Linked DNA regions of Mus musculus: region 1 is linked to region 2. Evidence: chromatin loops called from intact Hi-C (ENCODE). Cell type or tissue: heart. All regions are shown on one strand. Links, peaks and the distances in the headings refer to the core of each region. The heading gives the core; the rest is flanking DNA. Region 1 has its middle 33 kb from the start of Celrr. Region 2 has its middle 31 kb from the start of Gm46155.

The links. Peaks named below come from ENCODE experiments on the same cell type or tissue, not always from the same donor. Only the 100,000 strongest peaks of a DNase experiment are listed, where the experiment ranks them.
Region 1: a loop joins it to region 2, with 2.3 times the contacts of the local background. A loop is called at or near these places in 4 of 42 quality-filtered maps.

Annotation. Positions count from the first base shown.
Region 1 is chr1:121,045,875-121,062,205 of GRCm38, reverse strand. No RefSeq gene overlaps it. Among named protein-coding and RNA genes, the nearest start is that of Celrr, 33 kb to the left of the region's middle. In heart, for the core only: a CTCF peak has its summit at 8,262; no DNase peak of the experiment used is centred there; H3K27me3 peaks cover 365 bases.
Region 2 is chr1:121,170,753-121,187,083 of GRCm38, reverse strand. No RefSeq gene overlaps it. Among named protein-coding and RNA genes, the nearest start is that of Gm46155, 31 kb to the right of the region's middle. In heart, for the core only: a CTCF peak has its summit at 6,555 (motif pointing right); a DNase peak (open chromatin) is centred at 6,573; H3K4me3 peaks cover 827 bases; H3K27me3 peaks cover 4,782 bases.

The DNA.
Region 1 (16,331 bases), core at 3,690-11,689, 130 kb after region 2:
TAATTAAGACCCAGCCCACCCCACCCCCATGTATACAACACAAACAGACATGCCCACAGGCCAATCCAAAGAAAGACAATCCTTTATTAAAACCCTTGACTTAGGTGATTCTAGGTTGCATCTAGTTGACAAAGTTAACTGTCATTACGTTATCAGAACTTTTAAACTAGGGAATGGAGAGATGGCTCAGCACTTAAAAGCACTTAGCTGTTTTTCCAGGGGACCCAGATTTGATTCCCAGCACCTACATGGTAGGTCACAGCCATTTGTAACTCCCAGTTCTAGGCAATTCTGGCTACCTCAGGACATGTAGGCATGTGATGCACAGACCCGCATGCAGACAAAACACCCATACACATGAAATAATTAAAGGAATTAAAGATACATCTTTAAAAAGATTTTAGAACTGTTCTGTAATTACCTTTTTTTATCTTTACTCTTCCATGTGTTCCAGAAACTTCTTTTTGTTCCTTCAGTGACTTTCATTTTCTTTCCTGCGTGTTCATTTTCACTTCCTCTAGAATTCCTAGTATGTGTTAAATATTTTGGTCATATTACTAAAAACATTCCATACTGGGACTGTGCAGATTGCCCTGTAGGCAAAGGTATCTGCTGACAAGTCTGAGGACCTGAGTTCATTTCCCAGGTCCCGTAGACTAGAAGGAGAGAATTCCTGCAGGCTGTCCTCTGACATGCTGTCACTGCATGTACACACACACAGACACACAGACACAGACACACAGACACACACACACACAATGAATAAAGCTTCATACATTTTACAAACACTAAATTAACTGATAAAGGTTACATTGCCGTGGTACTTACATATTACTTACATGTAATATCCATGGAGAAAACAAATGTAATTTTAAATCATTAAAGCTGTGGTATTTGTAAGGAAGTGTTCCAGTGCCTCAGCTGATAGTATTTTATTTTAAGCACCCTAAGCTACTGAATGTAGTGTATACTTTAGTGAACTCTGCTTGGATTTGTGGCTGCACTGCACTTTCCTCTTTCCTTGGGCTCCAGCATCAGACCAAGATCGTCCAAAAGTTGACAACTCTCATTTCATCTTTATACCTACCAACACCACTGATCTCAAGTTAAACTTTGGCAAATGTACTAGGAAACAGAAAACGGAGGAATAGTGTGTGTGTGTGTGTGTGTGTGTGTGTGTGTGTGTGTGTAGAAAGAAGACTCCAGCGGAGGAGAGAGAGCAGGCTAAGACAATGTCAGAGCAGAACAAGACCAGCTTGACAGTGGTCCCCATGCCAAACTCCAGAATGCGAGGTTGTGATGGTCTAATTAGCCCCGGAGACCAAGCTGCTCTATTTGTCTAGAAATGATACTGCCACGGCTATAGACTGAACTTGGTAAAGTGTCAAGTCGTGGGGCAAAAGGAGAAATAAGAAAAGACAAAGCCTGCTGGTTGAAGCTTGGAGAGTCCCTTCAACTGACGCCATGCAAAATCAAGCTCTGAGCGTAGCTGGCTCCCCATCTCTAGCTAGCTGCCTGGAATGTTGACGCCTTATTCTGCCAAGGTGAAATTGTGTTCTCCTTTCCAGAGGAGCCTTCTTGACAGTTGTGAGTGCTGGGTGCGAGCACATAGAGCAGAGCTTCGCAGGAGGGCGATGAAGCTCCACTTCCTAACCTGGCAGATTGTTATTGGCCAGTCCATTCTTGCCTGCAGCTCTGCAGGGGCACTGTGCTGGGCAGAGCAGTAGGACCCACACTCCAGGAGTCTTGCCTCTGGAGATGCCACCTCCTCTCTGCTGAAAGAATCAAGAAAACCAGCTCTTGATTAAGTGGAAATTATGGCATCATTTTGGTTTTCATCTGTGGGGTTTTGCTTTATTTGTGTGAGAGAATCACTCTCATAGCTCAGTCTGGTTTACAACTTATGATGTATCCAAGATGGAGCTTCAGTTTGTCATTCATCTGCTGCCACATCCCTAGCACTGGGGTAGCAGGTGTGTGCTACCCTCAGGGTTATGTGGTGTTGGGGATTGAAGCCAGGACCTTGTGGATGCTAAGAAAGCATTGTGTTGACTGAACTACACCCCCAGGCTGGCCCTTTCTTATCTATGTATATGTGTATGCCTATGTAGATATGGTGTGTGCATGTTTGCTTGTGTACATGGGTTTTGAGGTCCTAAGTTGGCATCTGGTATTTTTCCTGAGCTCTCTCCACCTTACTCATTGAATCAGGATCTCTCCTTTGAACTCGGAGCCTTCAGACTCAGGTAGTCTAGCTAGAAAGCTTGCTCCAGAGATCCTGTCTCCCTCTTCTGAGCATCTTCGGCACACAGGGATTGCAGGTAGGATACCATGCCCACCTGGCACTTGTATGTTCTATGGGGATCTGAGTTTAATGACAATGTTTGAGCAGCGGGTGTTTTATCTTTGGAACCATCTCTCCAGTGCCCCCACCTTTAAAATACATCTCAGGACACTTGACCTGGGGGGTGGATTTGTTGGTTTCCAGATTCCAGTGACACACATAGTAAAGAATAGAAACAAAATAATCAGAAGCAGTGTTTGCACTGCTCTGCGAGGCTGCTTCCTCCAGTCTTTGTAGCACATTGTCTCATCCCATCGTCCCTACTTGAGAGGAAGCATACGTGCTGAGTGTAAAGGGAACACCAGCATTTGAGATTAGTGCAGCTTGACACTACAGTACTATTTTTCTCTTAATAAACCCATGTTTTCACATCTTCATGATGTGAACCCATGTCTTCAGTAGTGTAACCACTGGTAAATTGTCTATACACCAGTAATTAATCCCCACCCATGTTTCTGTAATTAGCTCTAATTAAACTCACTGGGACACCCCTCACATACATGCATACACATATAAATGCACATACACATGAAGTACATCCCCAATACAAGCACACAATGCACACAATGCACACATGCACACACACAGCATACCCCAACATACATGCACACACACATACACATGTAGCATACACATATGTAGGCATGTATGCACATGCACAGTAAATAAAAATAAAATAATATAAAAAATAAAAGAAAAAAAGAAAAAAGAAAGTGGAAAGGAGACAATTTGAGAAGAGGAGGGGGTTGTCAGGAGTCAGGAGAGGAAACAGGAGACAACAACATGATCAAATGATTAAAATGAATTATATGCATAAATGAAAAGCATTTGGAATTACTATATGATAATTATTTTAAAGGAAAAAGAACATGTTTGGCCAGATTTGATAGTGATGCTTGTGATTCCAGAATTCGGGAGGCTGATGTCAGCTTAGGCTACCCTCCTTAATAATAATGCCAAATGATACTTTATCTTACAGACTAAGGCAGGTCTTGCATATGACAAAGAGAGACCTTATTTCCAGACCCCTCTAATATCTTCTGATTTATAGGTTAGGTTAATATTAAATACTATGAAGACCTCTGAACTTGAACTGATTGTATTTTGTATTATGAGATGGTCCCAAGCCTATGGGAACAAGAATTGGAAAATGATGACTCAAAGGGGATCGTTTAGAGTGTAGAATTGATGAGGGGTGGAATTGTGCTGGTTCACATTGATTGCCAACTCAACAGGGTCTAGAATCACCCAGGAGACAAATCTTTGAGCATGTGTGTGTGAAGAAGATTTTCAAGAGGGTTAACTGAAGTGAGAAGACCCACCCTAACTGTTGGCAGTGCCACACAATGGGCTTGGATCCCAGAATGACTAGAAAGGAGAAAGCAGGATGGAGAGACGCCTCATCGGTTAAGAGTATGTGTTGCTCTTGCAGAGGACCAGAGTTCAGGTTCCAGAGCCCATGTTGAGCAGCTCACATCTTCCTGTAACTCTAGCTTCCGGAGGGCATCTGACACCTCTGGCCTGTGAGCACCTGAACTTATGTCCCACAAGAGAGACCTATCCACATGCATATCACAAATAAAAGCATGCATAAAGAAGAAAAAGAAATCTCAGCATTGACACGGATCCCTCTCTGTTTCCTGATTGTGGGTGCCATGTGACCAGCCTCTTCACCTTCTTGCCACCACGCCTTTCCTGCCATGGCGGAGTGTGTCCGAAGAATGTGAGGCAAAATAAACTCTTCCTTCCTTAATCTGATTGTTCCTGGCACTCGTCACAAAAATAAGAGAAGCAAAGAGTGCAGTTAACTGTGGAGCCAAGATCACCATGCAAGGATCACCTGGGGGAAGTTGCAGAAAGCTTCGACCAGCGACTTCGTCCAGTGGATCCATTGCTACAGGAAAGCCAGAAGACAAAGCTGCGCTCAAAGGCAGCCTGCACACAAAGACATTTGTTCACTCGGCAGCAGATGTCTTGGTTTTCTATAGCTAATGAGTCTCATAGGTGAGACACAAGAAGAGACCTGAGGAGAGGGGCCGTGGCAAAGGTACACTGGTAACCCTGCCAACGAGCCTCCTTGGTGACGGCTTAAAGCTACTGACACAGAGAAATTCTTGTTTAGACCGGAAAGCAAATGGCCTAGAAGTCAGCTCTGATAGTTAGTCAGGGTGTAATTAGATACAAATGGACCTTGATTAATAAGGATCCCTGAAATCCTCTTCTAAAGGATTTCATACCCTTCATGTCAGGGACTTACAGGCTGAAGCATGTCCCTTATTGCCATGGTGTCCTACAGGTATGTCTCAGCGGAACTCAGACATTAGCTGGGGCAGGGGCTCTGTCAGAATGCTTGCCTAGCACGCACAAAGCCCTGGACTTCCTCCCTGGTACTGCGTGAGCTCAGGTGCACTGGTGCTTGTGGCTTGTCTGCAATCCTCACACTCAGGAGGTGTAGGCAGGAAGATGGGAAGTTCAGGGTTGTTCTGGGCTTCACAGTGAGTTTCAGGGCAGCCTGGGGTTCATGGGCTGTCCTCCAAAATGGCTGGTGGAAATGGACAAATGGCTCAGGGGTTAAAAGCACTCGCTGCTCCTGTTTGGGTCCAGTTGGGCAGCTCATAATTAACCCAGACAAAAGAAACATTTAAAAAAAATCACACTCACACACTTGCATACACATATACACGGACAAACATATGTGTATACATGTACACACACACACACATACATATACATGTACACGCACACGGAACAATCGGCAGATTACCCATCACCAGTGATCCTCAGTCCCTGGTAAAACTCTGCTCCTTTGCATTGCCTTTCATTTCAACAATGTCCAGTGGGCAAACAGCTGCCTTAGTCTTCTAGAAGAATTTGCCAGATTGGTCTGCTCATGATCATGTTTTTTAACCAGTTCTGTATCTGTATTTACTAACAACTCTTGGTTCAAAATATCCTGCTGAACACAGCGATCTGTCTCAGCGCCGACTTTCAGCTCTCTGCCTCAATCCATCAGAAAGCCCCCTAATCCTTCTTGGTTTGCCTCAAATTACACTTAATATCAGCCCAACCTTGTCTTTAATAGTCTCACCTAGGCGATTTGCATGTAATAAACAAATTGGTCGTCCGCTGATTATGTCTAGGATACAGGTCATAAATCAATCTACAAATCACCGGCTACAAGAATTCTCGCAGCTAATGGAGAACAGAACCTGATAATGCTAAGTTTGTCTCTCAAAATTAATTTGTTCTTTAGAACCAAAGGATTTCATTTTTCATCCACAATAAATATTAGATTCAGGTCAGGAATGAAATTCATGTTACTATTCTGGATTTTGTCACCCGAGCATATAATTTGATAGATCATTTTCACAGACTGCCAACAAGGAATCTCCTTAGTCATACATTATTCTCCTGGAGTGGGTTTCCCTTCCCTTTGGTCTAAGATGAGCTTAGAACTAACTTGGACACATAGAGCTACACCAGGACCATACACCTCTTCAAAAAGAAGGTATTTAATTGGGAGGGGGCTGGCTTACAATCACAGGGGTTTAGTCAATTATCATCATGGTGGGAAGCATGGCCAGCATCCAGGCAGACATGGTAATGGAGAGATAGCTGAGAGTTCTACACCCAGATCTTCAGACCGCAGGAAGGGAGAGACATTGGGGGTTAGCCTGGCGTTGGCTCTCGAAATCTCAAAGCCCAGCATGTAACTATATGAACCTATCAGAGCCATTCTCACAACCACCCACACTTGGATAGACTCCAACCTGAGGAATTGCCTCCATCACACTGGCAGACCTATAGGGGTGCATTCTTGATGGACGGTTACGTGGGAGGGCTCTTCCCCCTGTGGTGGTGCCATCCCAGGGCTGGTAGCCAATGTTGGATTAAGAAAGCAAGCTAAGCAGAACAGAGGAAACAAGCCAGTCAGCAGCGGTCTTTGCTTCAGTTCCTGCCTGCCGGTTCCTGCCGTGGCTTCCCTGGGTGACAGACTCTAGCTGATAAGATACAGTGAACCCTCATTTCTCCACGTTGCTTTTCGTCATGGAAACGATGCAATTCATTCCACAGTAAAGTGGCTAGAAGGCAATGTAGCTTCTGCTCTCAAGTTCTGGGGCCACGCAAAGAATCTCGGATCAAGCCCCTGAGCGGTGATGGGCTCGCTGGAGAGACAAGTTGGAAGAAATGCCTTATGCACCTTAGACGAACTTCAGCTAAGAACCGTTGCACATCCAGCTGAGCTCAGCAAACCCCAGATATTAGCTCTCTGCTGAGCCCTGATAAAGTTTCAGAATCAAAATGATCAGTGCTGGTTGAAGTCACTAAATTTGGAGGAGGGTAAAGCTGCATTACTGTAGTCTGAAATAGCCTGCAAGCATGGCCAGAGTTCCAGCCCCTGAAACTCACAGCAAAGGCCTGCAATAGCAGTTTACATCTATAATCTCAGTGCTGAAGGATCCCAGGCTCACTGGCCAGCTAGGTTAGCTGAATCCATGAGATCCAGGTCACAAGAGACCCTGTCTCCAACACCAAGTTGGACCACATTGATCATGATTAGAGAAAGGCGACGCTCTTCAGACATTGTACCTGAGGTAAAAGATTGGGAGCTTATTCTAGAAAGACAACTTTTAAAAGAAAATTCTCAAATAAATTCCAGAAGACAGAGTTGGCTCGCCTGGAACTGGGCTTACAGTGATCATGAATTACCTGTGTACTGCTTGATGTGGGTGCTGGGAACAGAAATTGGGTCCTCTGAGAGAGCAGCAAGCCCTCTTAACCACGGAGCCATCTCTCCAGCCCCTGGAAAGACAAGTTTTAAACAGGAAGAACCATAAATCTATGCATCAGTGCTCACAGCTCACAGCTCCAGGGGTGGCTTTCTGACCCAGGAGTCTAGCTCCCGTCCAAGAAAAGAACTGTAGTCTTAGCATCTCTTTCTTAAAATGTTGCTGAGGATTTAACACAGAAGATGCAGGTGAAAGATGTTTGGGGTTTCAGGGATGGCCCAGTAAGCTAATTGCTTGCCACATGAGCATCAGGATCCCCAGCACCTACCTCAAAGGCCAGGCATTATGGTTCATGCCTGTAACCCTACTACTGGGCAGGGGATGGAGACTAGTGGAGCCTGCTGCTCAGCTAGAATAGTCAATCAATGAACTCCAAATTTAGAGACACACCTTGCCCCAAAACATAAGGGGGAGAGTGAAAGAAGAAGACTTCTATATGTGTATGCGTGAATAAACAGACACTCATATACATACATACATACCCCCCCCCCACACACACACACTCTACCCACTCACTCCACACACCCACAAAGACAGCTGACAGGAAGTACCAATGAATCACAGCTTTTATTGTTAGGCAAAGCAAAGAAACTATATTCTAAGAATACCCCTTCATACTCTGCCATTGCTTATGCAGTCACTGAAATTAAGAATCACGGTGTCTATTAAGAATTCTCTCAATGACACTCAACCTCACTGAAGCATAGGAAATAACTGAGAGCAGTAATACTTGTAAGAAATGAAACAAAATGAGGCTAATGCAAATAAAAAGGAGTTACCTACTGGCTTTTCCCAATTAATTAGCATATGCACATTCAATTATTCATACCTTAGGGAACTCATTTAGGCAATCAGGTGTCCCATAAATATTCATTATTATTTACCTTCGGTGTTCAGTCCAGAGGATTGGAAATTGGCAGTGTTTTCTCAATATATTTCACAACTGGTTGGTTTGAAAAAGATTACCTGGACCTAAACTCCTATGTCATTAAGGCCAAGAACGTTGTGCCACATGAATGCTGAATTAAAAGAGCCTGTTGTCAACTCCTGGGTGGGGTCTCTGTCATCCACCTGAAAGGCCAGTGTTCTGCTTGGGGTAGGAAGTAGTAGCTGCGATTCTGACCTTCGCCCACTAGCATGCACTCTTTCACAGTTTTTCCTTGGTGAGCAGGCCCGGGCCTACAGGAACTGGGAGGGCTACAGTGCCGTTGGAATTTATTGGCGAGCAGAGTGAATGTGATTTGTACATATGAACGCATTGTGCCTCCGGCATGGACAGGACCTCGCTTCTCTGTTTCTGAAGAGCGGCCTCACAGCTTTAGTGTATGGAGGAGAGGGTGGGCAAATCAGGACGGATGAGACAAATTTGTAAGGCCCAGATGCAACAAGAAACTGCTGGCCTCTCTGTTAAATATAATAAGCAGTTTTAGGCAGCAAATGCTTTTTGCTCTTGCAGAGGAACTGAGTTCAGTTCCACCAGGGAACCCAATGCCCTCTTCTGACTTCCATGGGTGCCTGCATGCACATGCACACAGATACCACACAAATAAAGAACAACAACAGCAAAAGTCTTAAGAAAGGGAATGTGGGTGGAGATGATGTAAATATAATGCATGCATGGAATTCTCAAAAAGTTCAAATTAAAAAAAAATCCAGGACAAAAGGCCTTTTTTGGTGATCTAGAAATGTATTTTGTATCATAGGTCCAGTGTTCTCCCTTTATTATTTGTGAGATCCCACCCAAGTGTGCAGATGCTCAAAACCTTGTCCAAAAGGGTATACAGAACCCACGAGTGTCTGCAATTTCACTCATGCCCAGGTTAATTGTAGCAGTGTGAATGCCAGTGGACGTTCACTACACTGTACTGTTCAGGGAGCATTGAAAAGGGTCTGTCCATGTGCAGTAAAAAAAAAATCCATTTAAAACATTTTAAAAATTTTGAAATAATTCTTGAGGCTTTCATGCGGATGTTCGATGAAATATGATCCGCCCCACATTTCCCTCTCCAACTCCCCCATCACACCCCTCCCAATTTCATATCTTCTCTCTCTTTTTGATAACTGAGTCCAGTTAGTGCTGGCCATATGTGTGTGGGTGGGGGCATCCCCTCGAGCATGGGAAGCCTACCAGTGGCCATATCCTCAAAAAAGAATGCATCTCCTTCCCCCCCTTTAAAAAAGGATTTTCACTGCATTTCCTGTGAGTGTGTGTGTGTGTGTGTGTGTGTGTGTGTGTGTGTCCCTTAGGTGTTACAGGAATGTTGTTCACCTTGCTCTTTCAGGCAGCCTCTCATTGGCCCAGACCCCACATACTTGGCAAGGCTAGCCTCCAAGCAGGGTCCAGAGACCTCCCTATCTTCACTTCTCCAGCAATGACATCATAGCCATGTACCCAGCCTTTTACTCAGGGGGTAGAGATTCAAATTCAGGTCCTCATGTGTACACCAAGCATTTTAGGGACAGAGCCACCTCCCCGGGCTCTGTATTCTGTAATTCTTGAGTGTGCGTTAAAGCCACTGTACTATGTGCAAGGACCTATGCCTTCCCATTGTGAGAACACAAAGCTGTGCAGAATTGCTGGGTTGTTACATGATGCGACTCTTATCATAGACCTCCAAACGGACCTCATCGTCTGCCTTTAGCAGGCAAGGAAATCAAGCTTACAAAGGGGTAAGTGACTTAATCTGCACCAGGAAGGACTACATGTAGATGAAAACCCAGGTCTGTCCATCACACTCAATCTCCCACCTGCTTCCCTGGCAAGTTTTGTTTGTGGGATACACCTGGCATGTGCTTGGGCGGGGGTGGGGGGTTGATTTTTCAACTTCCAATAATTGTATTTATTTTTAATGATTTTGCAACTGCTCTCGGCTCCCAACTATGGGCACAGTAAATTCCTGCAAGAACTGTTTGTAGAGCAAGTCACAAATGCTACCCATCCCTTGCCCTCCAGGCTGCAGACAAAAGACCTTTTCATTGTGCTCAAATGGATCCAGTCAGTGAAGCCGCATAAACTCATGGGACCATTTATTTTCCAAAAAAGAGCCAGTCTAAACTTTGGGGTCCACACTTGAAATCCACCCATCTGGTGCAGGACCAGTCATGAAAGACCCTTTGAGCAAAGAAAGTCTTCAGAACTCAGAGTAGGGTCAAGCTGTTTCCTTAAAGTTCCGATCTCTCCAAAAGTATATGAAATGAGGGGGGACGTGGGGTGTGGGGTATCATAAAATGGTGTCTTAAGAGTATTTTTGTTTTTAATGGTAAGAGGACAATTCTGGAGCATCCCGACCACTGGAAAGGCAGGAACCTTTTGTTGGAAGCTCGGAGAAGCTACTCTGGTTGCCATGCAGACTGAATCTGTAGGAAGGCTTTTGCAGAGTTTCTTGAAGCCCCAGCCCCTTGCAGCTAGCAACCAGCATGAGCAAAGCTGGGGCTGCTCATTAGAGTCATCAGTTAACCCCCTGCCCCTGCTGCTTGCCTCCTTATTGTAATTAATTTTATGGACCCTTTAAAAAGAAAGAGACAGAAAAGAAAAGAGAGACCTCGACATTTTATGCTACATTGCACAAGCAATTGAAAGTTGCAGGGAAAGAAGAAGAAAAAAAAGACCCAACCACCAAATGTTTAGCAGCCTTTTCTTCTATTTCAAATGAGCAACCTATTTAAATCAATTATCAGCTCAAAATGAGCAAGCTGATCTAATTAGTCTTGGCCCCTGGGGGGTTAATGAATGAAAGGGGGTGCAGGGGTGTGGGTGGATGTGTGCTCTCTCTGGAGTCTTTGGAAATGACCACACTCACACACACATCCTCTTCTAAGTGGCTAAGTCTTGGTGAATTACAGGATTGGGCAGGCAGGCAGGCAGGCGGGCGGGGGGGGGGGTGCGGGGGGGATGGTTTGGGGGAGAGGAGGGGGAACGGCAAGGGGACTTAGCTGTTTCCTCTGCTCCCTGGGCAAAGTGACTATGCTCTGCACAGGGGATTTTTTTTCAGACTGTGTTTTTCCACACAGCGGTCATTAGCATGTGATAAGTAGCTCAGAATTGCGAATAAATCAATGTGTGTTTTCTTTAAGCATGTTTGAGAGGGAGCAACGTATTGACTTCAGAAGAAAAAATGCTGTTGAATGATGATGGCCCTGGGCCTGAGTCTCTCTGCAGAGAGAGCCTCCTCTCTATTCTGCTCTAGTCAGGCCGTGCCCGCCCTTGACTCAGGATGGCCCCTGGACATTAATATATAGTTAATCAAGGGGCTAACGCAAGGAGGCAGTGGAACAGACGAGGAACAATAAGTTTGGGTGGTGTTTGACTGAAGCTCTCAAGTTTCCCCAGATTTTTTTTTTAAATATATCTTTTCAAGCGTTCCTCTGTGCAAGGGAGGAGATATTTGCTTTTTGGGTTCTGACATTTCTTACCCCAAATGTTAACTCTCTGGTAAATGTTACAAGTATTTATGGTTTGGGAATTTGATATCTGTTACTTTTTTGAATTTCTCTTTTCTGGTGCAAATGACGCAGGTTTGGAGGTCAGGCAGCCGGGCTCCCAAACCTATGTGCGTGTGACCTTCGGCGACTTTCTCTGCCTTTCTGAGTCTTTGGTTCTCATCTTCCACACGGGGATAATTTCACCAGTTTGTTTGAGGATCGTGATACCATGTATGGACCCATCACTTTTATTGTTTCTGTGACAGAACACCTAACAAAAGCAGCTTAAGGGGGAGGGTTTATTTGGTTTACTGTTCAAGAGTAGAGTCCATTATGGTGGGGAAGGAAAGATGGCAGGAGGATGGGGCAGCTGCTTACACGGCACCCATCTCCAGTCAGAAAGCAGAGAGCTGGAATGCTGTGCTTAGCTCACAGTCTCCTTACTATTCAATGGGAAATTGGCTTTTTGCTGCTTAAGCTTGTTGGAAGTGACTCTGGAAGTAAGGAAACACTTGCCCCATCTCCTCTAAAACTCCCTGTCTGAGAGCAGGGCGGCTTCCTAACTCTATAACAAAAGGAAAAGAAAATTGCAGATGGCTAAGAGTTCAGAAAGCAAAGGAAGATGTTCGTGCTTACCCTATGATATAAAAGTGCCTGGGGCTGGGGAGAGATGCTGAGCTCAGGCCTCAGCCAGGAAAGAAAGCTCAACCAGGACTCCAGCTGCCTCAACTGCCTCAACTCCCCCAGTCGGTTTCTGCTGGAAGATCACCAGATCCCAATAGTGTGATGACTGGTCCCCTTTCTGCGGCAGTTTGTCCTCTTCAGAGCCTTGCTCAATGGGGATACTTTGCCATGATCCTCATCAGCTGTCTTTCTGAACCAGGTTTCCCTGGCTAATTTCTGTTGGATGTTTGTAAGCCCTCGATGAGCACCTTTGTCTGCTCTCTCAATTGGGCTTCTGCTGGATTTCGTAAGCACCTGCTTCGATGATGTTTTGCCATCTAACATGTTTCTCTCTGTCTGTTAGCCCCTACTCATCTTACTTTTGCCTGCCAAATGCTCAAACTCTCTTGTTCAAGACTGAAGGGATGACTATTGTGGACCACTCTCTAGACCACACAGAATACTGCCTGCTCACATTTAGGAGGGTCATTGTACCTAATTAGCCCAATCTGAAAAGTGCCTTACAAAGGCTTGTTTTCTAGATGATTCTAAATATAATCAAATTGACAATCAGCTTTAATCACCAACCTGTGAATGAAGCCGCCCAGGTTCATGGCCGGCCTCTCTGTTCCGAAGTGTGAGCCAGCAGTTGTTTTGGTGTAGGGTGGACATGACCCTGTGCTTTCCAAAAGTAATGCAGCAAGAGTGAGAGGTTTTGCCTGCTGAGTTTCCTTGGACTGGCAATGATGATGAATCTTACGGAGTCAAACTCCTGCTTCCTATTTAGGATGGAGAAGAGGCTGAAGATGTAGCTCCTTCTGTTGAGAGCTTGCTTAGCATGCACAAATCCCTGGGTTTGATACCCAGCACTACACAAATGGGATGTGATAATGCAGAACTATAATTCTAGCACGCATGAGATGAAGGTAAGAATGTCAGAAATTCAAAGTTACCCACAATTACATAGCCTGGACTATATGAGACCCAGATAAATATAATTTATTGGGAAAAACAATAGCCACAGGGCATTTTTGGAATAGAGATTATGCACATCTGTGCACTGCTCTCGCATACATGGATATATCTATATATCAATTATATCTATCTATCTATCTATCTATCTATCTATCTATCTATCTATCTATCTATTCCTATCTATGCACATCTATCTATCTACATATATCTATCTGTCCGTCCTTCTGTCTGTCAGAAGCTGAAAGAACTTATTGCCATTAGGACTTGAGTGAGGAGACCCATTTCAACCAAGGAGGTCTTCAAGGATGCTTAATCTGATCCTGTGTATAAAGGACCTGATTACCCTAAAGAACAGGACCAGGACTTAGTACCAAGTACTGTAGCACTACTCTGCACAGCTCCCCTAACCAGACCTTAGGTCTTGATTGTTTTTTGTTTTTGTTTTGTTTTGTTTCATTGTTAACTTGACCCAAGCTAGAGTCATCTGGGAAGAGGAAGCCCATTTGAGAAAGCCCCTCTGACAGCAAGTCTGATGGCACTTCCTTGATTAATGATTGACAGGTGAAGGTCTAGCCTACCATGGACAGTGCCATCCCTGGGCAGGCGGTCCTTGATTCTAGGAGAAAGCAGCCTGAGCAAGTCATGGGGAATTAGCCAGTAAGCAGCACCACAGGGAGGCTTGGAAACTTTTGGAACTTTAATACTAATAGATGGATCTATATAACAAGATTATTCGTTGTCGTAGAATATTGTGTCCTTTACAAAATGCAAAAGGCAGAAGAGACTCAATTTGCCTCTCTCTATCTTTGTCTCTATTTTTCTCTGTGTCTGTCTGTCTCTGTCTTTCTGTCTCTCCCTGTCTTTCTCTCCATGTGTCTCTGTCTCTGTCCCCCCATGCACGATCCAGTGTGAGCATGTGTACCCACACCTTCCAGCATGTGAATGTGGGTATGTGTATGCCAAGGTATGAGTGCAGTGGTTGAAGAACAGCCTCAGATGTCAGCTGTCACCTTCTTCCTCGTTTGAGACAGAGCCTCTGTATTTTTCTGCTTTGCACTTCACATTAGCTGGCCAGCAAATTTCCAACGATTTTCCTGTCTCCACCTCCAGTCTTGCCACAGGAGTTCTGAAGATTTAAACTGAGCTCCTCGTATTTGTTTGGCAAGTGCTTTTGCCCACTAAGCCATCTCTGCAGCCTTCAGTCTTTATTCAGTGAACTATCCCTGTTCATAAATGCTTTTAATGAGGCTCTGGTGTTCTTTGGAACAATCCCCCAGTCTCAAAGGAGAGATGCCCAGGATATCTGGCCAGAATCTCTCACAAGGAACTTCAAAGAGCCTGGCTGGAGATGGAAATGGTGAAGACAGAAGATGAGAACACTCTGTAGAGTCCCATGCAAACCCAGATTGGGCTTTGTCAAGGAGTAGGCGTGGGAACACTCGGGAACACATAGAAAGAAACACTGGGAATCATTTGCTATTTTTAGAGACATAGAAAGACAGAGAGAAAAAAGGAAGCAGGATCTTTTACAGTCAGGAAATGCAAACTTTGTAGTTCATCCTGGTTTTAACAAGAGTTCTTACAATGATTTATTCAATTAACCTCCTGCCCATGGCCCCTCCCACCTTTAAATAAGCAAGACTCTGAGAACAACAATTAGAACTTCGCTAACTGGAAGCTGAGGAAGTAGCAAGTGTTTTTTCTTTCTCTTTTCTTTTTTTTTTAACTCACTATTTGAGTCTGGTAATTTTTAAACATATAATTACCTCTTTTATTATACTTTGATTAGATTAAAATTAATGCATTATTAAGTCATGTTCCGTTCAACCATCTAGACTGCTGTATAGACACAGATAGCAATTCCTTTTTCCCCCTTCCCCAGGTCTAAGTTAATTAAATTCCCTTTAATTATAATTTACTAAAAAGCTTCACTTTTGCCACTATTATGTCTTTTGAACTTTGAAATTCAAAAAAAAAAAAGAAAGAAAAAAAAAGGAAGAGGGAACCTTAAAATGATCTTTTACAGGAGAAATGAACTGTCAGCGAATTCAGGCAAAATTAATTATTTCAGCTTGATAAACCTTTTCATCTATTTGACTCCTTATACAGAAAAGCCAATTAATAATGTCAAACATGCTTTGCCTCCAGGGACCCGCAAGTTCTAATGAGTCTGTTTACTGCGGAATGGCTACCAGAATGAGCTTCATGGAGAAATTTTCTAATCGTGCCACACCTGTCAAGCTTGGTCTCATTATCTGTGCACCAAGGGCAAAGCTCACTTTGTCAGTAGTGGTTTTCGAAGGACTAACAGATGCCTAGGGAGCTTGCACTACTGTCGCAGGAAGAAGAGTCACTTAATTACCAATCAGAGAGGCCAGGGTGAATGCTTAATGCTCTTTAGCTCCCACCTCCTTCAGCCCCACTCTCTGAACACATCTTATCACTGACCTAGAGCCTCGGTCCTTCTTGGTGCCCAGTGCTTCTCGACCCTGACCCCTTTCTCCTGTGTGCTTTGAGGTGATGATGGATGAGGTGTCTCTGGAAGCAGTGATTAATCATATGCATTGTACCACAAGTGAGGGCCATGTGGGGCTTGCTCCACCTGCATGGAAGCTGATAACTATTTCTTTGGTAGGGATGGAGTCGGTAGCCGAGGGTGTTGTGTAACAGTTTCCTTGTAGATAAAACCTTCAGTTTTGGAAGGAATCTCCTTCAGACACAGGGAGCTGAAACACTCACTCTGCAGGACAACTTGTTAAGCTCAGGAAGTTGGCAAATTAAAAGCTTCAGGAAGTCCCTGAATCTGACTAGATTCATTAGGGTCTCCCCAATATCCAAACAAATAAAGTAGTAAGGAATACTGAGAGACACTCTTAGATAACACTCCTGTAAGAGGCAATGACCAGCTGAACTGCCTGTAAGAGGTTGGATCCACATGAGGCACCTGAAAAGGACAGTCTCCAGCCTGTTGAGCTGCCTGCAGGCTATGCACTGTGCTCCAGCTTCTCAGCTTTGTGAGCTGTCACCCATGCTTGGGTGGGCTTTGGTGATGTAGCTGTCTGCTCCTGTATGTAACCCCTTACCCATATTCCTGTGAGTAACTTGAATAAAACTCATTGGTTCATCAAGATGGGTTT
Region 2 (16,331 bases), core at 3,419-11,418:
ACCACAAAACTATCTATGTGTTTATGTATCTGTGTACCTATGTATCTACCTATCTGCAGTTTATCCAACTACCACTTCTCAATTGAACACATGAGTTTTCATAATTTTACTTCAGAAAGTGCCATAATGAATGTTCTTGCAATTATGTTTGGCATTCCTCCTTATCCACTTTCATTCTTAAAAAAAAAGATTTATTTGTTTATTTATTTATTTATTTATTTAACGTATATGAGTACATAGTAGCTGTATTGATGGTTGTGAGCCATCATGTAGTTGCTGGGAATTTGAATTCAGGACCTCTGCTCGCTCTGGTCGACCTTGCTTGCTCCGGTTTAAAGATCTATTATATCTAAGTACACTGTAGCTGTCTTCAGACACACCAGGAGAGGGCATCAGATCTCTCATTATGGATGGTTGTGAGCCACCATGTGGTTGCAGGGATTTGAACTCAGGACCTTCAGAAGAGCAGTCAGTGCTCTTAACTGCTGAGTCATCTCTCCAGCCCCCATTTTCTTTTTATATTTCCCTAGAAATGGAACTGACAACCATGGACTTCCTTATCTTCCTACACTTTCAGAACCCTCTGTCCAAAGTACAGAAGGATTCGCTATTCGTGACAGATGTCAGTCTCTTTGATGTGTCTGAGCAACAGCCGCAGGATGCAGCTGGTGCAGCTCGTACGTAAATCTTAGGAACTTTTCACAAGCACGTGGAAGGTCTCCTCTTGTGGACACTGTGGCTCAGACTAGTTGCTAGCTCCTGGGTTATTATAGGTATGTGGGGAGCATAGCCAGACATGGCACATGGTAAAAGCTCAATAGATGTGATGGTTGCTGCTGTTGTCACTGCATTTATGACCAAGGCCAGAACGGTGCAGGGGGTGCGGCTGACCTGCTGGAAGAAACCTTCCTGAAAAGTCTTGCAGATGCCACATCCACCAAGTAACTTATTTCCTTTCATGGCTGTCTGAATTCTTGTTTCTTAGAACAAATTTTCTATGTATTTATTGGTTACTTGTGTATGTGTGTATAGATGGATATATATGCATGCATATGTGTGTATATATGTGTGTATTGTCATTACAAAAACACAACTCTCACCGTAAGGGAATAAGAGTTTATTTTGAAGCCAAATATGGGTGATCATGATCAGGAAACACAAACTCAGGTTATCTTAAGTCTTTGTTCCAGCATGGTCACAGTTTGATGAAGCCTTTTTAATAACAGGACAAAGAAAGGCGCAGCCTACAGCACATTCAAATACTTTGGTGGAAAGAAGAGGTGCACAGATTCAAGCAAAGAGGAAAATTCTTAACTACAGGACTCAGGGGCTGCTGTCTGATCGACACTCTCAGCTTTTTGTTTGGTGGAAGCTAGTAGTATGTTAATTTAATACATTTCTAAAATGTTTTACCTGCTAGAAGTAAAGATGCTAGTTCGAAAAGAGAGGTAGGAAAGGAATGGTTGCTAGGGCAGCTGAAGTCAAACCAAGATAATTGTGATTAATCTGGAGCTGCAAGATCCCACCCAGTCCAACATCACTGAAGTTCTCATCGGTTAATCGGCCTTGTAGAAGGGTCAGTGGGAGGTGTGGAAGGTGCAGCTTCTTATGGAAGCTTTTGTTCTCCATGTGTATGCATGAGTATGTACATACTATGTATGTATGTATGTATGTATGTATGTATGTATGTATGTATGTATGCATGTATTATGTGTTAGTATATATCCATGCATGTTTAGGTGCATGTGTGTATATACCTATCTGTGTGTGTATATGTATGTATATACATGTATATTTCCATGCCTTACCTATATTCCTTTCTTGGGTTTGAGACACTGCCCTAGAGCTCACTGGTTTGGCAAAGCTGCCTGGCTGGCCACACCTCCCCCCACCACCCAGAGGTGGGAGGGTCCTCCTGTCCCTATGACTCTGGTGCTGGGGCTACAAGCACATGCTGCTGTGTCAGGCATTTTTGTATGTTTCTAGAGGTTGATTTCCGGTCCCTGTGGTGGCAGAGCAAGCATTTTACTGATTGAGTTATCCCCTCAAACTGTTCTTATCAATGTGCTGTCTGTAGGAGCCTTCCCCAGAAGAAAGTGCTGCAGATCTGTAGGTTATGTTCCCTTTAATTCTGACTGGATCTTGGGTGCAGAGACCTGTTCACCTGTGACAGACTCTCATCATGGCTGCATCAATGGTCCTTTTCTGTGTAGCGCTCTCTTAGCTTTCACAAGAGTAATAGACATCTGTAAAAGCACCGATGACACAGTAATTAGGACCTTGAGTAATGTCTTTGATCAAATCCTCCTGCCCCACATCCCTTGAGAAACTATTTCGAATCCTGCCCTTACCCTCTCTTTCTATACTTCCACCTTATCTACATGCTTTCCTACGAAATGTGACCTCATTGAAATGTTTTAATGTTTTTAATTGCTTGTATAATTTTTCTATCTTTGTCTATGTGTAATGTGTGTGTGTGTGTGTGTGTGTGTGTGTGTGTGTGTGTGTGTCCCTCTACATATAGCAGGCTGGCTGGCCTTATGGCTTTCTGGGGGTTCTCTGCCTCCTGTCTCATAATAGGAGCTCTAAAATTACAGACATCCTCTACTGACCCTGGTTTTATATGGATTCTGGACTTCAGACGCTGGACCTATACTTGTGCAGCAGGCACTAGACCCACTTAACCTCTCCCAAGCCATTTTATTATCATGACAAGGACCATACTGCCTGTGATCTACTCCATTGAATGATAGCATACTCTGTTCATCTTGGCTACCTGCTGCACATGCTAAGTTGTGCCGTATTCTACATCTTTTCATACACTCCTCATTCCTGGCCTTAGCCCCACTATCATGCCCACCATCATTCTGAATACTCACAAACGTTTTGTCTTATTTACCTGTAAAAGATTTTCCTTAGTTATAAACCAGAGCCGAGTTGTCAAGTTGTATAGGATTTAAATGCCAACCCATTTTCTGTGGTGACTCTTTTCTTTCTAGAAGCTTTGTTCACAGATTGGCGGTCCCACATCTTCTCCAACACTCGATGTGAAGAGACTTCTAAGATTTTTGTCAGTTGAATCAAGTTACAGTATCTAGAATAGTATGTGTGCATTATTAGATAGGAAACGGAACCTCAATATCTTCTAGTTGGTGTGCTGCTAGTGTGTTGAATATGAATGTGTACACATCTTCATCTGTGTTCACACACATGTAGAACACGTGTGTGTGTGTGAGTGTGTGTGTATGCACACATGTGTGGAGATCAAAGGTTGGTGTTGTGTGTGTTCCTTAACCACTCTGAGTCTTACTGTTTGAGACCTTGTATCTCCCTGGATTGGCTAGATTGGCTGGTGAGCTTTAGGGATCTGACAGTCTCTGTGTCCCCAGATTTGAGACTATACGCTATTACACCTTGCTTAAAAACAAAACAAAACAAACACAAAAACCACCCATGGGTTCTGAGAATCCAAATTCAGGTCCTCACGGTTTCACAGTTGGCACTTTATCAACAGAGTCAGCCTCCTTACCCCTCCTGAAGTCCATTTCAGTATTTCTTGAAGTATATGTTTTCTTTGCTAGGAGATGCCAGTTTGTGCCCTTTGGGTGTCTTTCTACATTTAGTCTTTATTTGTAAACCTTTAGCAACATGAAATTTATTTTTCATTAAGATGAGTATCCTTTTTGACAGTTGCACAATATACACTCTCTACTAACTTTGGACATCAGAGTCCACGGAGATATCTCAGTGGGTGAAGTTGCTTGCCACCGGCTCTGACGGTTTGAATTCAGTTCCTGGAACCCACGAGAAAAGAGAGAATTGACTCCTGAAAGTTGTTTTGAGACTTCCACATGTGTGTTGTGTACATGCTACTCTGGAATAAATAATTAATGTACTCACAAAACAACAAAGCAAAAAAACTCTCCATAAAATTTGGCAATTTCTACCATTAATTTGACTTTACCTTACTGAATTTTTGTAAATACACAAAACTCTTTCCGTGTCCTTTGTCTGGTTTTTATTTCGGTCTGATTGTCATGTGACCCTATTACACATGTTGTTGTATGAAACAAATGATTAAGTCAGGTTTTACTACTTTCCCCACACATATTTTGGCTACCTTCAACACATTGTTCTTGTAAGTGATTAGAATTATTTTGTTAAATTCCTTCCTAACCTATGTGTTCTGCTCCCAGCATATTGGTTCACAAGTACACACACACACACACACACACACACACACACACACACACACACACTTAATTTGATGACTGAAATCTACCCAACATTGACTTTTTGTGCATGTGTGTGTCTACATACACATACACCTATACATATGCATGTTCATGTGTAGGAGTGTAGGTGTTTGTGCACAGTAGCACATGTGTGTAGGCTGAAGGATACATTTGATGTGGATCCTCTTCCATCTGGTCTGAGGCAAACTCCCTTGTTGTTCACTGCTCTATCCATTAGGCTAACTGGCTTATGAGCTCCTGAGAAACCTCCTGTTTCCATGCCCTATCTCCCCATACAAGTGGTCTGATTACAGATACATGCTACGGTGTCTGGGGTGGGGGAATCAGACCTCAGGTTCCTCACACTTAGGCAGCAAATCCTTTATTCACTAAATCACCTTCCCAGCCCAGCCTTGTCTTTTTTTTTAAGTGTTCTTCTCCATCCTTTGCGTCCTGGTCTTGAATATGCTTCAAGAAACTATGTATGTAGTCTTCATCGAAGCTTTCTTCAAAACCTTCTTGCATTGGCAGTAAAGATTTTTGAGATTACGCTGATGACAAAATAATTATTGGTCTCTCTTGTTGGGGTTGTCTTCATGTCATGCAAGTAGTCACCTGCCCTGTCTGGACAGATGCCTTCAGCATGATTCTTCTGGAGAGGCCCCTGCTAAGTCAGGCGTAGATACTGCCGTGTGCTGCGTAGCCCACCCATGGCTGTCTGCAGGGCTATTTTAACTTCACAGGTCTGGCATGCACTGGGACTTGGATGGTTCTCGTAAATAATGAATGACTAATGGAGAAAATGATTGCACTGAGATAGCCCAATTATAGCACCCATCTTTCTGTGCACAGCTTTGCTGACAAAAACATTTGGAGCCCCGTCAAGACTGCAGCAAAGTGTTAGTTTTTTCACTCCTCTTAGAGTGTGTTTTGTGTGTGTGTGTGTGTGTGTTCACAGACAAACATGCACATTGTGTGCAGGTACATGTATGTGTGACTGCATATGGGAGGTAGAGGACAGCTAGGGTGCGGGTCCTTGAGATCACAAGCATGCTGCTGTGACTGAAATTTTTAAAAATGTAGAATCTCAGGGTGAATCATGGAGTCTTTATCTTTGCGTAGCTTTCAATACTTTATTTGTGGCACAGTCTTCCCATCCCCATGTTTCCACAGAGTCTTTAAATGGCAGTACAGAGTACATTTATTCCTTGGATGAAAGAACTTTCTGGAAGGAAGACGTAGGCTATATATGCCTATGTGTTTTGGTTGAATACATTTTTTCCCTCCCTTGAAACTCTATCTCATGTAGTTCCTGGATGGCCTGGAATTAGCTATGCACAGGAATGACCTTGAGCTATGCACAGGAATGACCTTGAGCTATGCACAGGAATGACCTTGAGCGACCCTCCTGCCTCCACCTCCCCAGTGCTGGAGTTTCGGTTCATGCAGTGCTGAGGACAGAGCCCAGAACATAGTGCAAACTAGATGAGGGCCAACCCAGCCACATGCTCTGTGCCACCCATTCGATTTTTAAAATGAGCTTGGCTTGAGGGTCTAAGTATCAACTTCCATCTTTGTGGTAATTCTCACCAGAAGAATTGCCTCTTTTCACACTGCTAACTTGTTTCATTTTGTTGGCCCTTTGAAGACAGGGTCTCACTATGTAGACCAGGCTAGCCTTGACCTCACTATGCCTGTGTTAAAGTCTTGAGCCACCAAAGTGGCTTGAACTGATAACTTTTTTTAAAAATTTTTGAACTGCTAATTTTGGAGACCCAAGAGCTGTACCAACAAGTTTAATATCATGAAGTCCGTATTGCAGAATGGATTGAAATCTATGAAAAACCAGATGTATGTGAACCTAGCCGACTTCACCAAAGAGCTTGAATACAACATGTCATTGTGATTAATTGTGGGCAATGGGGGTCTTATGAACCCAAGAAGGAAAGGCGTTTGTTTCTCTGCTGCTACAGTTATAGGCTCCATTTTGTTTGCAAGCATTCCCCGGAGGACTGCGCATGTGGGATAGCGGAGTCTACTACACGCATCCTTTACTGAAGTCCAACCATATACCAGGCAGAGACGGTTCAGTAAACTATCATGTAAAGATGCAGCTTTCATTTCAGAGAGCTCTTTCAAAGACAAGATAAAGGAAAAAAAAACTGGTTTCCTAGTTTAAAGCATCTTTATAAAAACCAGGCTGTAGGGAATCTGCCAGGAGTTTTCAGAGAAGCAGAGGGACGCTCCGCCTACAGATACCAACCGGACACAATTGTGAATAAAAGAATTCTTTTATGGAACCAGTCGGGTGTTTTTGTCCTCCAAGCTACCAGAAGGTGGCGCGAATTCACCGTTGAAACTGCAAAGAAGCAGCAGCAGCGAGGCTTTCTTTTCTTGCGCCTGGCCCTGTGAGCCTAGTAAAACAGAGAGAAAGAAAACAACCTCCCCCCCCCCACACACACACCCCAAAAAAAGAAAGAAAGAAAAAAACCCACCCAAGCCCGTTCTCTATTTAAAAATAAACGAATGGCCCGAAAAGGTTCGTCTTTGTAAAAAATAAATCATTCTCAGGTTGCAATCGTCCACGTTTTTATAGCGCGCCTCTTCTGATGAGAGTCAAAGAGCCGAAGAAGCGCTGGATAAAGATTTGTGGAGGACAATTTCCAGGATTTTGTGTAAGAAACTTAAGCAGCCGCTTCGTGTGTTCAAGAACCACCATATTCAGAAATGGCTAATGTTGACGGTTCTAATAAACATCAAAAAATAAAGAAGTTGTAAGGCACACATTGCGTTTTATTTTGAAAATACTCATGATATTTAGGTATTTGGACGTCTTTAGAACATCTAGGACCAGACGCTGTGGAGCTTTCTTCTGTATTTTCCAAAAGAAAATTAAATGTTAATAGAGAGAGCGAGGGATGTGACAGTGAGCTCATAGACACAAAAGGAGAGACCCCACCCCAACCCCCCAAGCCACCACCGTTAATGCCAACCAGAATAACAAAATCTGCTTCCTTGGTCCGGTGAGGGTAGCCCCTGAATCAAGCTCTGCCTGAAGTAGCTGGTCAGATGCCTGTGTTAGTGGACATTTTCCCCAACATTCTCGAATATTTTAGGGACTGGATAGTCATCAAGAAGAAAGGGTTTTTTTTTTTTTTTAATTAAAAAAATTTAATTAAAGGTCCGACTAACTAAAGCACAGTAAAAAACAAAACTCAAACACCCAAAACCAACCAAACAAAAAGCATTTTTTACATTCTAGTTGAAAGCCGTGGTTTAAAGCTAAAAGGTCTGTTTAAAAAAAAAACAAAAACAAAATGATAATATCTTTTAAAAAATACTCCCAAAGCTTCTTATAAATAAAGCAAACCAAAGATCCCAAGGATGTTTTCAAATTAGAATTTCTAAGGAAATTCCAACTAAGAAAGTGACCTCAGGCTTAGCCCTCATATTCCAACCTGAAGATTGAACTAAATCTTAACAAATGTTACTAAATACAATGTATTCTTCTTACAAACTAAAACCTATCTTCTAAAAAATTAATTTACTTTCTGCGTTGATGGGATCCTTTTTCATTTGACTTCTCGCCATGCCTTGTAATTAGTCTTCCTTGATCTGTTTCTCCTAAGGAAAGAAAATGTATAGAAAGAGGGGAAAATGAAATAAAAAACAAGCTTGTAAGTTGTAGTTAAAATATTTTGCTTCATCACGCCTGGTGGGAAGAGAACCAAGAACACTGAAGTCTGGCTGAAAGAACCACACTCCAGTTCCTCTCAATTCCGAACCTCAAGTTTATTTCTTAAAATCTTGGGGGCTTGGTTATGAAGCCGATGGACTTGGCACGGAAGAGAGTGGATTGTAATTCATTTGAGAGAGGAATCCGGGGTGGGAATGGAAGGGGGGGGGGCTTTGCTGGAAGGATGGGTGGGTTTTCTTCAGCAACTTTTTCTTGGCCGGTTTCATGGAGTGCCCTGGAGTTTAAACCGAGTTTCTAGTCTCACCTGGAAAAGTTACCCGCTTCATGGCACCGGCTTTGTCTGACGATCCTGGATAGATCGTGCTCACAGCACCCGTAGGGAAACAAAATTCGCCTATTTACCACCTCTTTCTCTCTGTCCGAGTCCAAACAAGGTTTGGGGATCTCGGCTCTCAGGGAGATAAAAGAGTTTTATTTTAAGTGGGACACACGTCAAAGTTAAACGTTGTTACTTTCTTACTTTGCAGCTATGCTGCAGGGTGGGTCTTCATTTCCTATTTCATTATCTTTCTTTCTTTCTTTCTTTCTTTCTTTCTTTCTTTCTTTCTTTCTTTCTTTCTTTCTAAACTTTCGTCTTTAACATTTTTTTTTTTGGTCTTTTTTCCTCCTTCGATTCCTCCAAAAGAAAAGGGAAAAAAATATTTTTTTTTAAACTCGGCTTTGCTTTTATTGCCCATGACTCCCCAAAGAACAGATTTCACTTCTGTTCCCCTGTGCATTATCTGGGCAATCCCGGGCCTCGGCCACTACTCGGGTTTGATTTTATTTGGGGACCTTTGAGAAATGTTTTGGCAGCAGTGAGTGTGCGCGCAGAGCCCGGGAGCCTTGCAAACCTAAAAGAGGCAATTGTGTCCACAGACTGGGAGCCAGGATCCTCGAGCTCCAGGTTCCAGGGACGCCCGGCAGCACCCCTTGCCCGCGTACCGCGCAGTTCTAACACGAGACGCGTCCCCGCAGGGCTGCCGGCTTTAGGGAAAGGGACAGAAAGAGACGAAAATGCCACCTCGGCAGAGCTCATTCGGGTTTTCTTTTGCAATCCAAGGCTCCGGCTGGGGCTGGGTGGCTCGCGGAGAAAAGCAGGGCCCTAGAACTCCGCGGCCTTTGTCGTTGCCACTCTTCAGGCTTCGTGGTCCCCTCCCCTGGTGCCCGCCCCTGGACGCGCCTTCTCCTTCCCGCGCAGACGGCAGGGGAAATTGAACCCCAACTCCATCTTCCATTTTGCAGCCCCTTTAGAGGGACTCTGAGGGGGGAGGACACAGAGAAAACGTGAAAAGACAGGCTGTTATTTATGACTGGCGAGTTGTACTGTGGCACCAGATGGTGGGACTTTCAGGCTAGGCCACCGCACCCCCCCCCCAAGGTTCCCGGTTTCCCAAACCTTACACCAACAGGGCCCTGTGTGGTAGTCACCCGCAGGGCAACGCCTTAGGCACCCCCTTCATTGCTTCAAGTCCCCACCACATCGCTTTAGCTAAATGAACTTGATGGTAGACAGACTTTTTAAAAAAATGTATCCCTTGCAATTAGAAACACCCACCACCACCCCACGATTAATGATCTTTTGACATCTGTACACAGGCGGTGGTGCTGTCCTTTCCGGAGGAGGGGAGGGGGGCGAGATGGCCAGGTGGAAGGTGGGGTCGGGTTAAGAAGCCCAGAAGGGCCTCACTTCCTCTTCGTTTTGTCGCCCTTTGTTGTACATACGGGGGCAAGCAAGGTCTGCCAATCACTACCGTCTCCCTTTCTTGTTCTATAAAGACAGGGTCGTCACAGCAACCGGGACATGACAGGCTGGTATCTCTCTCGAGCTACAGGGGTCCCCTAATAGGATTGAAGAGAAAGATCAAGCGAACGGTTTCCTATTTGGGGCCCTGTAATAACTCCTAACTGCTTGCATATACATGGCCCTTACAGTTTCGGCAGACAACTTTTAATCCCAGAATCACAGGCCTGTTCTCCGCAGGGTCTACTTTAGAGAGAACTGGACAGACCTTCTTCTCCCTGTCCTTAGCCGCTCATCTTCTCCCTTTATTTGAGAAAAGAGATGAGGACTCTTCCGGATCTCACCAACTCCCCTCCCCGGAAAAAAAAATCCTCAAACCCCTGAAGGTGTGATATCATTAATTCATTTTTAGCCATCTCGGAGTAAGTTTAGAGAGAACAAAGGCATCCCCGTTTTAGTATTCAGATAAAGTCTTGGGTGGGCTCAGAAGTTTACTTTGGGAGACATTGACCTTGAATGTGATTTCCCATAGAAACAAAAAGCTCAGAGGGACCTGGGGCAAAGGATGAAAGTGTTCGCTCTCCTGTTCTCTGTGTTCAGAGAGAAGCAAGTAGAGCTCAGGAGCCTGTGGGTGTGGTGGGTGGCCTGGTGTGGGCATTGGCAGAGGAGAGAGAAGGAACCACATCGCAAAGAGGGTGTTTTCTTTTCAAGCCTCTACTCTGGGAGCCAGTTGAACTGGAGTAGGAGGAATGAGACAGAGTGGGAGAGAGAGGGAGTGGGAGAAGGGGAAAGGGAGAGGGAATAGGAAGGAGAGGGAGAGGCAGAGGGAGAGAGGGAGGGAGGGGGAGAGAGAGAGAGAGAGAGAGAGAGAGAGAGAGAGAGAGAGAGAGAGAAAGAAAGGAGGGGAGGGGGAGGAGGGAGGGGGAGGAGGGAGGGGGGAGGGAGACTACTTGAGAAACCTAAATGCTAAGCACCTTGGAATAATCAGGGTCATCGACATCTGTTACCATAGATGTTTGTTTGCTTTCTGATTGGGGAGAGAAATTCTCTCTCTCTCTCTCTCTCTCTCTCTCTCTCTCTCTCTCTCTCTCTCACACACACACACACACACACACACACACACACAGTGTTTTTCCTCCCTCCCCTTCCTCCCATCCCCCTCCCTCCCTCTCTCTCTTCCTCCCTCTGGCTGACTTACCCTTTCTTTCTCCCTTGGGCTGGCAATGAATTCTAAACTAAGGGAGTTCTAGGGTCTTTCTCTTCCAAACAGCATTTCCCAGGTCTTTGTACATAGTTTGCTTAAGAACAAAACATGGCCTGTCTAGGGAGATGGTTCAGTAGGTATAGCACTTGCCTATGTGACCTTGGATCCCCAGAGCCCAGAGTTTTAAAAAGCTGATCATGGTGCAAACTCTAATCCCAGTACCTCCAAGGTGAGTTGGGAGATGGAGAAGGGAGAATCCAGATAGCTGGGGTCAGAAGGAGCTAGCCTAGCCTACCTGGTGATGGATGATAAAGAGACCCTGCTCCCAAAGTGGTAGACCTTGAGTACTGATGCCTAGAGTTCTCTTCTGACTCTCACATGTGTGCCACACTCACACATATGATCATATCCACTCATAGGCACACAGATCACACATGAAACAAATAAATAAAAAATAAATGTATTAAAAGACACACATGTACACACACTCAAGAAGATCAGCATGACACTACTACCTTGTAAGTGAATACAAGTAGTCATGTGAAATGAGGAAAATGGGCTTTGTCATGTGGTCACAGTTGGGGAAACTGAGGCATGGGGACTTTCTCAGTGACCTCCTGGAAAGAACCAAAGTACACAATTCTGTCTTCAGCTGCAGACATGTCTACCTCTTGGAGTTTGTGAGACAACACTGTCATCTACAAAGTTCACCCTGGAGAACTACAGAATCAAGTTATAAAAAATAAATCACAAAGAACTCTCATCATTTTTAAATTCAATTTATCATTTTGGGTAGGTTACTATCATGGGATGCGCATGGTCTCTGGACTATTGATTGGACACATCTAAACCACTGGATTCTCTGCACACAGAGAATATCTGTCTTGGAAGTGTCTGTGAGAGGCAAGGGGGTTGATATCAGAAGTGTGTGGACATGTGTTCTGAGGTCACGGGAAGGGACTCTGACAAAGGTGCATGGCCACCAAGTGGGCCACAACCATGTTATAAAGGGTATCTCAGATTTTGATGAAACATAGAAGAGAGATTCTGGAAGTACAGTAGAGTCAGCAAACCAAGGAGACCAAGGTAGGAATGAAAGAAGAGACAGCTAAGATATGGTGCCTTGAGGTAACAGACATGGGGATATTTTAGATGGCCACATGTGGGATTATAAAGCTCTCATGTAGTATTTTCTCTCATAACTCAGTAAGACTCTGGGTATTCTAAAGGAAACTTATTAAGACACAAGAAACAACTCAGGAGTCTCAGGAAGTCCCTGAAAGTGATTGGATGCACAAGGCACTTTCCTTCCAAGCTTATATAAGCAGGAAGGGCTGATGAGAAGACAGAGAGCAGCTGAGCTGTCTGAAAGAGGTGCCTCACCTATCCACTTGCTTGGAGCTCATGCAGAGAGCTCCAGGTCTCCAGCTTTTCTGAGTGATCATCAATGTGGAGGTGGCCTTTCAGCAATGCAGCTGCCTTTGAGTCACTCATGTCCTATAAGTCATGATTCATGCATACTCCATAAACCCAACAAATTCATTGACTCACCAAGTTAGACCTTGAGTGTATCATTATTTTGGTCTTTATCTGGGTTGAGCAGTTACTTGTTAATGTCTTCCCAGAAATAGTATCACACCAGAGAAGACTTGGATCCTGACATCTTGGTGCTATGGCTGTGGTAAAGACGTAATATGTTGAGTGCTGTTGCAAACCAGCTCAGGGACTACTCTCCCAAAAGTGACCTATGGGAGAAAAGGTTTCTTCTGGCTCACAGTCCATCACACCAAAGCAACGGGAGCTTTAAGCAGCTGGTCACATCAGGCCCACAATCAGGAAGCAAAGAGGAATGAATGTATGCAGCTGCTCACTGTACGCAGCTCAGGAACCCCTGCCAGGGAATGGTGACACCCACAGTTGGTGGGTCTTCCTGCTTCAATTAACATAATCAAGATAATCTCACAGGCACGCTTGCCCAGTCGATCTCAGGTTGAAAACTGGGATTAACCATCACAGGCTGATGGCCAGAGGATCCAGAGCTATGAGCCAATAGGCAGACAAAGGTGATTAGGATAACTAGAGAACGATGTAAGAACTTAAATATTATTTAATGTTTTGAATGCAGTATTTCCCACAGACTGTCTGGTCCTCATGATGACACAGAAACACAGACTCTATACGGATGAGATTTCTTACAGCATAGGCCCTTTCTTTGTCAAATAAATGGACACTTGGCCTTGCAGCTGAACCTCTGCTGGACTTCAAAAGCTAGGAGCTGGGAGGTGGCTTTACAAGAGTGAGGAGTTAAGTTTGATCTTCAGATCCATGTGGGAAAAGCCAGGTAGAGTCATGTGTTGGTAATCCTAGCACCGGGGAGGCAGAGAAAGAGAAAGCCCCGGGGGTTTCCTGGACAACCTACTTGGTGCATTCCAGGCCAGCCAGAGACTGTCTCAAAGAAAAGGTGGATGGCACCCGAGCCATGACACACAAGGTTGTTGTCTGGCTTCTACATGCAAGTGCACACACACGTTCACCTCTACATACCCTGTGGTGGTTTGAATAGGATGACTCCCCGTGGGCTTATACATTTGAATGCTGTTCATTAGGGAGTGAGTTGCATGACAGGGATTAAAAGGTGTGGTCTTGTTGGAGTAGACCTGGTCTTGTTGGAGGAGTTGTGTCCCAGGGCGTGAGCTTTGGGGTTTCAAGAGCTCAAGCAAGGCCCAGTGTCGCTGTCTTCCTGCCGCTTTCCAAACTGGATGTAGAAGTTTCAGATACCACATCTGCCTGTGCACTGCCACCCTCTCTGCCACCTCTGAAGCTGTAATCAAGCTCCACTTAAATACTTTCTTGTATAAGAGTTGCCATGGTAACGGTGTCCCTTTACAGCAAAGGAATACAGGAATCTACCTGGCATTCGAATTCAACGTGGGCATCGTCCTCTTCAGCTTTTGACCTGAGTCCTGGGAATCTAACTCAGATCTCAATGCTTGCACTGCAAACGCGTTACTAACTGAACCAGCTTCCCAGCCCAAGCTTCTTATAGTCCCTGTCTGCTTCGCCTGAATCAACAGAATCAATATTTACATCTGGCAGGTTATTTTTAGTCTGATTCTTACATTTTTGGTAAACTTTCATCTTTTTAATTTATGAGTATGTATCTGAGTGTGTGTGTGTGTGTGTGTGTGTGTGTGTGTGTGTGTGTGTGTGTGTGTGTGTGTTCATGGAAGTATAGAGAGGCCCACGGAGCCCAGAGGGGATTGATTTCTGGGGACGGAGTTACCAGCACTGATAAACTGCCAGCCTAGGGTACTGGGAACTGAACTCAGATCTGCTGCGACAGCAGTGTGCTCTCATAAACACTGAGCCATCTCTCCAGCCTTTAGTCTGGTTCTTAACAACTTTGTTTGCATTGAACTTTATTAATATTTTGAAAGCTTCATCCAGTCCACTCCCATTTGATCCACGGGATTGTCAAAGAAAAATGCATAATCCAGGGAGTTTATCCATTCATGTATAACCGTAATAATCATTTCTGTCTACAGAGGATCTCTACATGTCAATGCCTGCCTTACATTAAATTCATTTTGAATCACCTCAACCTCGTGGATGTTGTCACGCTACTTTACCGAGAATGTCCCCAACTCAATGGCTGAGTTCAAATTCAAACCCATGTGTCCAACGCCATACTTTCTAAATCCTGAAGAAGTCCCCCAAGGCTTGCCAGACAAGGTGCCTCTGTCTTTAACCACTGTTCCTTGTGTAGTTTAAGATTCTATCTCATTACAGAAAGCTCTGAGTCACTACAGCTCTCTGTGCCCTTCCATATGAAATAGAAGGCTACAGCATTAAATTTAAGAATAAATGAGTCAGGGGAGATCACTCAGTCAGAAAAGCACTTGCCTTGCAACCATGAAGATCTGAGTTCAAATCCCTAGGCCAGAACCCACGTAAAAAAAAGACGGATATGGTGATGTACCTTTGTAATCCCCTTGAGGACTGCTAGTCAGCTAGCCTAGTCTACTTGGAGAGCCCCTGACCAATGAAAGTCTGTCTTAAAAGCAAGGTAGGGTCTGGGGAGATGGTTCAGCAGATAAAAATGGAATTTAAAACTCCAGCACCCACATAAAAAGCTGAACCTGGCTGTACGTGACTTGGCAGCCCCAGAGCTGTGAATTGTGCAGACAGAGGCTTGCTCCATGCAAGGATAACTTTAGTTTCAGTGAGAAAACCTTGTCTCGAGGGAATATGTAGAAAGTCATACAAAAAGACACCCATATCCTCTCCTGGCCTCTGCATATGTCTCAGGAATGTATGTCTGCACACACACATATACACACACACACACACACACACACAAACACACACACACACACACACACACACACACACACACTCAATGAATATAAAATAAGGTGGACAGTACCTTAGATACCACAGTTGAGTTTATTATTTCTGTCCTTCTCACTTGCATACACAGGAACGTATCTACACATTCACGCACCCACAACTACCCCTTTACCCTCACACACACATAAAACAGGCAAGCTGCCAACAATGTTGACTGAGAACAATAAGTGCATAGTCTTCTGGATCCTGAAGAAATTTTAGGAAACTCTCATTCCTTAAAGGTTTTACACTTGAAAATCATAGAAGCCAATGAAGTCGGCACTATGCCCAAGAAAGAACTGTATCTGGTATCTAATGGAAGCCACCAGACTTCACTCTGCTCCTGTGACAGTGTGACGATTGAACTTCTTTCTCATGACAGCTCACAGTGGTGAGAATTCTCTAAAGCTCTCCTATATGAGGCATTGGTATGGGAGACCCAATGTCGCATAGAGCCTGCACTCCAGGTACAGCAGCCCGAGGGCCTGATTTCTTCCTGTTTCCCCTCTGGGGATAAAAACATGATCATCCACTTGCCATCTTGGAATAGAGAACACCTTGTCAAGGGGGCCATGGCAACTGAGTAGGAAAACCTTGGTGGTATGGGTCTACGGTAACAGAAACAGAGCTGTTTATACTCCCTAGTAGATGGAAGTGGGAAGGGTTCCACATCTCACCTGGAATTCCAGCCATTGCTCCTCTTTCCTCTCTCAGACGCAAGTGATCTTGGGACATTAGGGAATACCTAGGAAGTAGAAGATTGACTAAAAGAGGCTGAGTGATTCAGCTTCCATGAGGCCATGACCTATCACGTCATAGTGACATAAGCATTTGGGGGTCACTTATGTTCGTGGGAAGCAACTTTTCACTCATGTAAGTAAGCCACCAGAAGAAAAGTTGGCTAAGTTGGACTTTGGTAGGATGAGTTCTTTGGTCTGCCTTTGGAGCCCTATCTGTGTTGAATAGGCATTTGTTCACCTTTCCAGGAAAAAAAATAATGCCAAACTTCCTTATCCTAAATGG